Linked DNA regions of Mus musculus: region 2 is linked to region 1. The links are chromatin loops, found by intact Hi-C in ENCODE. Cell type or tissue: left cerebral cortex. All regions are shown on one strand. Each heading gives the region's core, and the rest is flanking DNA. Links, peaks and the distances in the headings are about the cores only.

The links. Hi-C counts contacts between places; a loop is a spot of excess contacts. Peaks named below come from ENCODE experiments on the same cell type or tissue, not always from the same donor. Only the 100,000 strongest peaks of a DNase experiment are listed, where the experiment ranks them.
Region 2: it touches region 1 in a loop (4-fold over the local background); 15 of 42 quality-filtered maps call a loop at or near these places.

What each region holds. Positions count from the first base shown.
Region 1 is chr19:18,547,629-18,550,545 of GRCm38, reverse strand. No RefSeq gene overlaps it. Among named protein-coding and RNA genes, the nearest start is that of Ostf1, 83 kb to the left of the region's middle. In left cerebral cortex, for the core only: a CTCF peak has its summit at 1,644 (motif pointing right); a DNase peak (open chromatin) is centred at 1,662.
Region 2 is chr19:17,123,230-17,126,146 of GRCm38, reverse strand. Prune2 (prune homolog 2) reads right to left here. Exons shown (of 20, transcript NM_181348.4): 8 at 1,555-2,917; 9 at 444-1,209. Among named protein-coding and RNA genes, the nearest start is that of Prune2, 170 kb to the right of the region's middle. In left cerebral cortex, for the core only: a CTCF peak has its summit at 1,626 (motif pointing left); DNase peaks (open chromatin) are centred at 650 and 1,594.

The DNA.
Region 1 (2,917 bases), core at 308-2,807:
TACACCACTCCTGGGCATATACCCAGAAGATGCTCCAACATATAACAAGGACACATGCTCCATTATGTTCACAGCAGCCTTATTTATAATAGCCAGAAGCTGGAAAGAACCCAGATGTCCCTCAACAGAGGAATGGGTACAGAAAATGTACATTTACACAATGGAGTACTACTCAGCTATTCAAAATAATGAATGGTGGAGCACACCTTTAATCCCAGCACTCGGGAGGCAGAGGCAGGTGGATTTCTGAGTTCGAGGCCAGCCTGGTCTACAGAGTGAGTTCCAGGACAGCCAGAGCTATACAGAGAAACCCTGTCTCGAAAAACCAAAAAAAAAAAAAAAAAAAAATCATGAAATTCATAGGCAAATGGATGGAATTAGAAAACATCATTCTGAGTGAGGTAACCCAGTCACAAAAGAACACTGATAAGTGGATATTAGTCTCAAAGTTCAGAATACCCATGATACAATTCACAGAACACATGAAGCTCAAGAAGAAGGAAGACCCAAGTGTGGGTGACTCAGTCCTTTTTAGAAGGAGGAACAAAATACTCATGAAGCAAAGAGTGGAGCAGAGACTGAATGAAAGGCCATCAAGAGACTGCCCCACCTGGGGTTCCATTTCATACTCAAACACCAAACCCAGACACTATTGTGGATGCCAACAAGTGCTTGCTGACAGAAGCCTGTTATAGCTGTCTCCTGAGAGGCTTTGTTAGAACCTGACAAATATAGAGGTGGATTGCTTGCAGCCAACCATAGGACCATTAGCATGGAGTCCCCAGTGGAGGAGTTAAAGAAAGGACTGAAGAAGCTGAAGGGGTTTGCAACCCCATAGGAGGAATAACAATATCAACCAACCAGACCTCCCAGAGTTCTCTGGGACTAGACCACAAACTAAAGAATACACATGGAGGGTCCCTTAGCTCCAGTTGCATATGTAGCAGAGGATGGTCTTGTTCAGCATCTATAGGAGGAGAGCCCCTTGGTGCTGTGAGGGCTTGATTCCCTAGTGTAGGGGAATACCAGGGTGGTGAGGTGGGAGTGGGTGGGTGGGAGGGGGAGCACCCTCATCAAAGCAGGGGGAGAGGAGATGGGATAGGGGGTTTGCTGAGGGGAAACCGGGAAAAGGGATAACATTTGAAATGTAAATATATAAAATAAAAAAAGAGTCATTTGTGATCTTCTACTGCACATAGGATGGTGAGGGTGAATAACATAGCCTGAATAGTTCAAAGTAGCTAGGAGAAAGGATTTTTGAATGTTCTCACCAGAAAGTATTGATAAGTGTATTAAAGGATATACTACTAATCAGTTGATTTGATGGCTACATTACATATTCAAGTGCTAAAATACCACACTGCACCTTATAAATATGTGGAAATACTACTTGTCAATTCAAAACAGCATGCAAAGAAGTCCACAAAGATCAAAATATTACAGTGCTGTGTTAAGTCATACTGGAAACATAAGCCACAACAGCAACAGCAGCAGCAGCAACAACAACAACAACAACAACATACTAAACGAATTAGGCTAGTTTTAGATCTACATATGATTAGATTACAAAGAACTGTAAAAGCTCCTATATACAGAGATTCTGGGAAATCACATCTATTCCAAGGAAGCCTCTAATTCTGGCCAGCAGATGGCAGTGGTAACTAAGTAAATGGTGCCTTTTCTGCCGTCTTCATCAGTGGTCTTCATTTCAATAGGGAATGAACTGAAGAAGAAGAAGGGCTTTTGCCATGGAATTAGGGTGCAATGTGCAAACTTTACGTAAGTCAGCTGCTGCAGTAAGCCATTTTACGTGCACCATCTCTTTCAATAAATCTTTTCTAGATTTGATTTGAAATGTAGCCAAAGTTTAGGTCTTACTATTGAGGAAGAACATAGTAACGAGCACTCTGCACTTCTCCAAAGCAGCTGCCAACATCTGGCTGGCTTTCCATTCATTGACACTTTTTTTTTTTTTTTTTTTTTTTTTTTTTTTTTTACTATTAGCCCCGTCTCAGAGAGGAAGATCCATCACTTGCCATCTATTACAATAAGTCCAGTGGTGGCAGAGACAGGCATAGTGACTAACATAAATCCCAGTAGCCATCTTTCAAGAGTAACTATAAAACTGGAAATGATGACACAAATGCTTAAGTTCATGTGCAGGGGTCTAGGTAAACATTCTGGAAACTCATCTGAACAGCAAACAACAGGTCTTCATATATTTATTGTTACATATTTTTGTAGAAGGAAATGAGAAAAAAATGGAGGCTTTAACTGGGCATAGAGGAGTGTGATCAATACAGAAGAAAAGTGGGGAGGAGAAAAAATAGCACTAAGGATATCTGGAAAAGCCACAGGGATTATGTTATTATTTAGTGAGCTAAAATTAGATAAAATAATATAGCTCTATATGCATACACACACACACAATTTAAATGACAATGCTACCTCCAAGAACCATAGACTATCTAACAAAAACCCCAATATGAGACAACCCTTTTTGGTTGTTGGTTAGGGACTCCCCAAACAATATAGGCTATTGCTATTGCCCTTGGTTGCCTCCCAGAGGTGGAAGGCAAGCTGCTATTACTGAAGACATTCACTTCAGACACAGGATGCAGGGGGTCTGAGTTGGATCTGACATGTACATCTCCTTCCTGAGAACTAGCTTTAATAGTACCAGAAAGTGCTATGCCAACTGCTAAGGGAGAAAAGTAATCAATAGTCCTACCCTGCTGTGATGCATATGAACCACAACAAAACCAGTATGTCAAGATATTCTCCAGGATGCAATAGTGGCACTCATTTATCTCTAGGGGTAACCAACAGCTCTGTAATTGGACTTAAGGCCTTCTATGTAGGAGGGAAATCATATCTGCTATTGGAAACCTAACCAAATTCCTGGGGCTAATGAGGT
Region 2 (2,917 bases), core at 123-2,622, 1.4 Mb after region 1:
CTAGAGAGGTACTGATAACAGCGACTTCAGTTCCACTTGCCTGTCCCATAGTCACTGAAGACAGCCGGGTGGGTGCCGACTGACTTTTTCTGATGATTGTCTGGCGATTGCTGTTGCTGATGACATGTCTTATTATAAATGTCAGAAAAAAGCCAGGCGTGGTGGCGCACGCCTTTAATCCCAGCACTCGGGAGGCAGAGGCAGGCGGATTTCTGAGTTTGAGGTCAGCCTGGTCTACAAAGTGAGTTCCAGAACAGCCAGGGCTACACAGAGAAATCCTGTCTCGAAAAACCAAAATTAATTAATTAATTAATTAAAAATAAATGTCAGAAGAGACCTCCTGACCCTGGTATCCTCATGTTTCAAACCCTCTCAGTATTTCTCTGATTTCTAAATAGAATATTTTTTATATATATGTAAAATAAATCTAGTGTTTTGCTTACCCTTTCAGTCTTGGCTTTCTGGGTCCAGGCTCAGGGCACTGTGTCTCTTCTTCCATTTCCTGTGGAGGGTTCCTGTTTTTCCGGGAGAGCTGTGGCGAAAGCATTTCCCATTCATTGTCGTGGGTGGCCGCCTGGGTTGGAACTGCATCTAGACCAGCTTGACCTTGTCTCTCGATGTTCCTTGATTGGCTGCTCAAACCAGCAACTTCCTCTAGTGCTAAAGAATTTAGAGGCTTATTTCTTTCCAGAACCTGGGACTTGGGGCCCTTGTCCAAACTGAGACTCAAGAACGGCTCCGGAGTTCTACCAGGAGACTCAGGCCCCGAGTCCCTGGTTTCTGTAGGCGGGTCACCAACCTCACTATGGCTCAAGACCATCCAACTCTGGTCTTGTGCAGGGTTTTCAAGAGATGCACTCTCGTGGTTGGAAGACGAAGACATTCTCTCTGCAGAATGAACTTTGACATCATTTAAAAACTCAGACTGACATGTGTCTGGGGTGCCTGATAACTGAGTCTCTGGTAGCCCTGTTTCTCTGGAACCTATGGATAATTGTTCCAATTCGGGTATGTTTTCTCTTGCTTCCCTGGCCTCTGGTTTCAATGGTGAATCTTTTTCATGGCTTACAAGGATGTAGTCCACAGCTAGTACCTGATGGTCTTCACTTTGCTCTGGCTGTTTTTCTTCTTTGTATTCTAATTCTGTTTGCTTTGGCCCTTTCGTGGGAATTACTTTCTCATCTTCTTCTAACTCCAGTATCTCCTTGCCTAGAATATGAAGGTGGGAAAGAAAAGGCTAAATTAACACATTCTATGGTCTCTGGTCTTTGCAAACAAACACTTAAAAGAGGGAAGCTAATAAGTATTTTCATTTGTGGACCTGCTCAGTTTTCTCATGCACAAAGAGAGGTTTCACAATATAGCTGTTACATTTACATATGGTTACTTTCTCTGTCTGCATTGGTAGCAATGCTTTAACAAATGTACTAAATTAATTAACACTGGTTCCTTGATGGTGGAAGAGGGGTGTGTGTGTGTGTGTGTGTGTGTGTGTGTGTGTGTGTGTGTGTGTGTGTGTGTGTGTGTTTTGCTGGAGTGTAATGGGTTGCTTACCGTTTGGTGGTTTCATGTCGCCACCTGCTGGTGAATCTGAATTATCTGTTTCTATTTCCCAGTCAATGTTTGATGGAGATGACTCATTATTGGAACCTGTTCCTCCCACAGGTGATGAAAGAGCCTCAGGGTCTTCATGAATATGCAACACAGTCATCTGGTATCTAGGTTTCCTGATGTTGGTCTCAGCCTTGTCTTCCTCCCTGTGATCTGGAAGAGCAGAAAGCAACATCTCTGCCGCGTCACTTCCCAGAGATTCATCACCTGGAGACTCAGCTCCCTGTGCAGTTTCAGTGCATCCAGTAGGTTCCGTGAGATAGGACAAATCAAAGGGGGGTGTGTATGGTGTCAGTGATTGCTTCAGCGCGCTTTCCTCTGACGGAAGATCACCACCATAGAGGAAGTGTTCAGGCTCTCTCATCAGCTCTTCGTCAATATTCTGACCCATTGCATCATATTCAAAATCACCCCAGGAAGCTTCAGATGAACAGACATCTTGCTTCCCTGCATCCCCGTCAACTGGTGTTTCGGGATGGCCTTCCGATAGAGTCAGCTTACTCATGTCGTCTATAGTGCCTGTGGAAGTGTTGAGGCCGGAGGCATCACTGAAACTGTGATCCAAGGCAGCTTCGCTTACATCCAGGCAGGTGTCTGAGGTTAGGAAGATGTCCGTAAGTACAGCAGGGCTCTCGGAAGCAAACGGTTGCTCACAGTCAAGCAGAGCTCTAGTGCCTGTCTGACTTTCAGGACAAAGGTCTTTTGACACCCAAGAGTCGTCGACTTCCACACTGACCTCTTGGTGAGCTTCAAAAGTGTCAGCGTCTTCACTTCTGGGGAAGTGACCTGGGATCGTCACGCTGTCCACTGCTTCTACCTCTGGGTTGGTGTCTTCTTCCATCGATGTTACACTTGTGTTGTTGTCTCCGCGCATATCAGAGGGTTCTGGGGAACTTCTTGAAGAGGCAGGCTTAGATGAGTTATTTATATCATTCTGACTGTCGATTGGAGGCAAGGGCATTGCGTGTTCGGAATGGAGTTCTGAATTGTGTGGGAGACTTTCCTGCTCAGGTTCCCAAGTTGGTTCATCATTCATGTTTGGCTCGGTGAGAGAAAACTCACTGGGTTCCACTTCAAGTCCCAGGTAAACAGCAGTATGCTTCTCCATCTTTTGCTCCCCTTCAGAATCGTGGCACACGTCAGGGCTGCTGGATGCCTGAGAGTTGCTGTCATGGTCACAGTGAGTCAATATATCAGGATTCTCGCTATCTACTTTAAAACTGAAGGGTTGCTTGACATCCATCCACAAATCAGGTGACGCCGAGGCCAGCTGCCCACCCTCTTCGAAGTTGCCATGTAAAATATC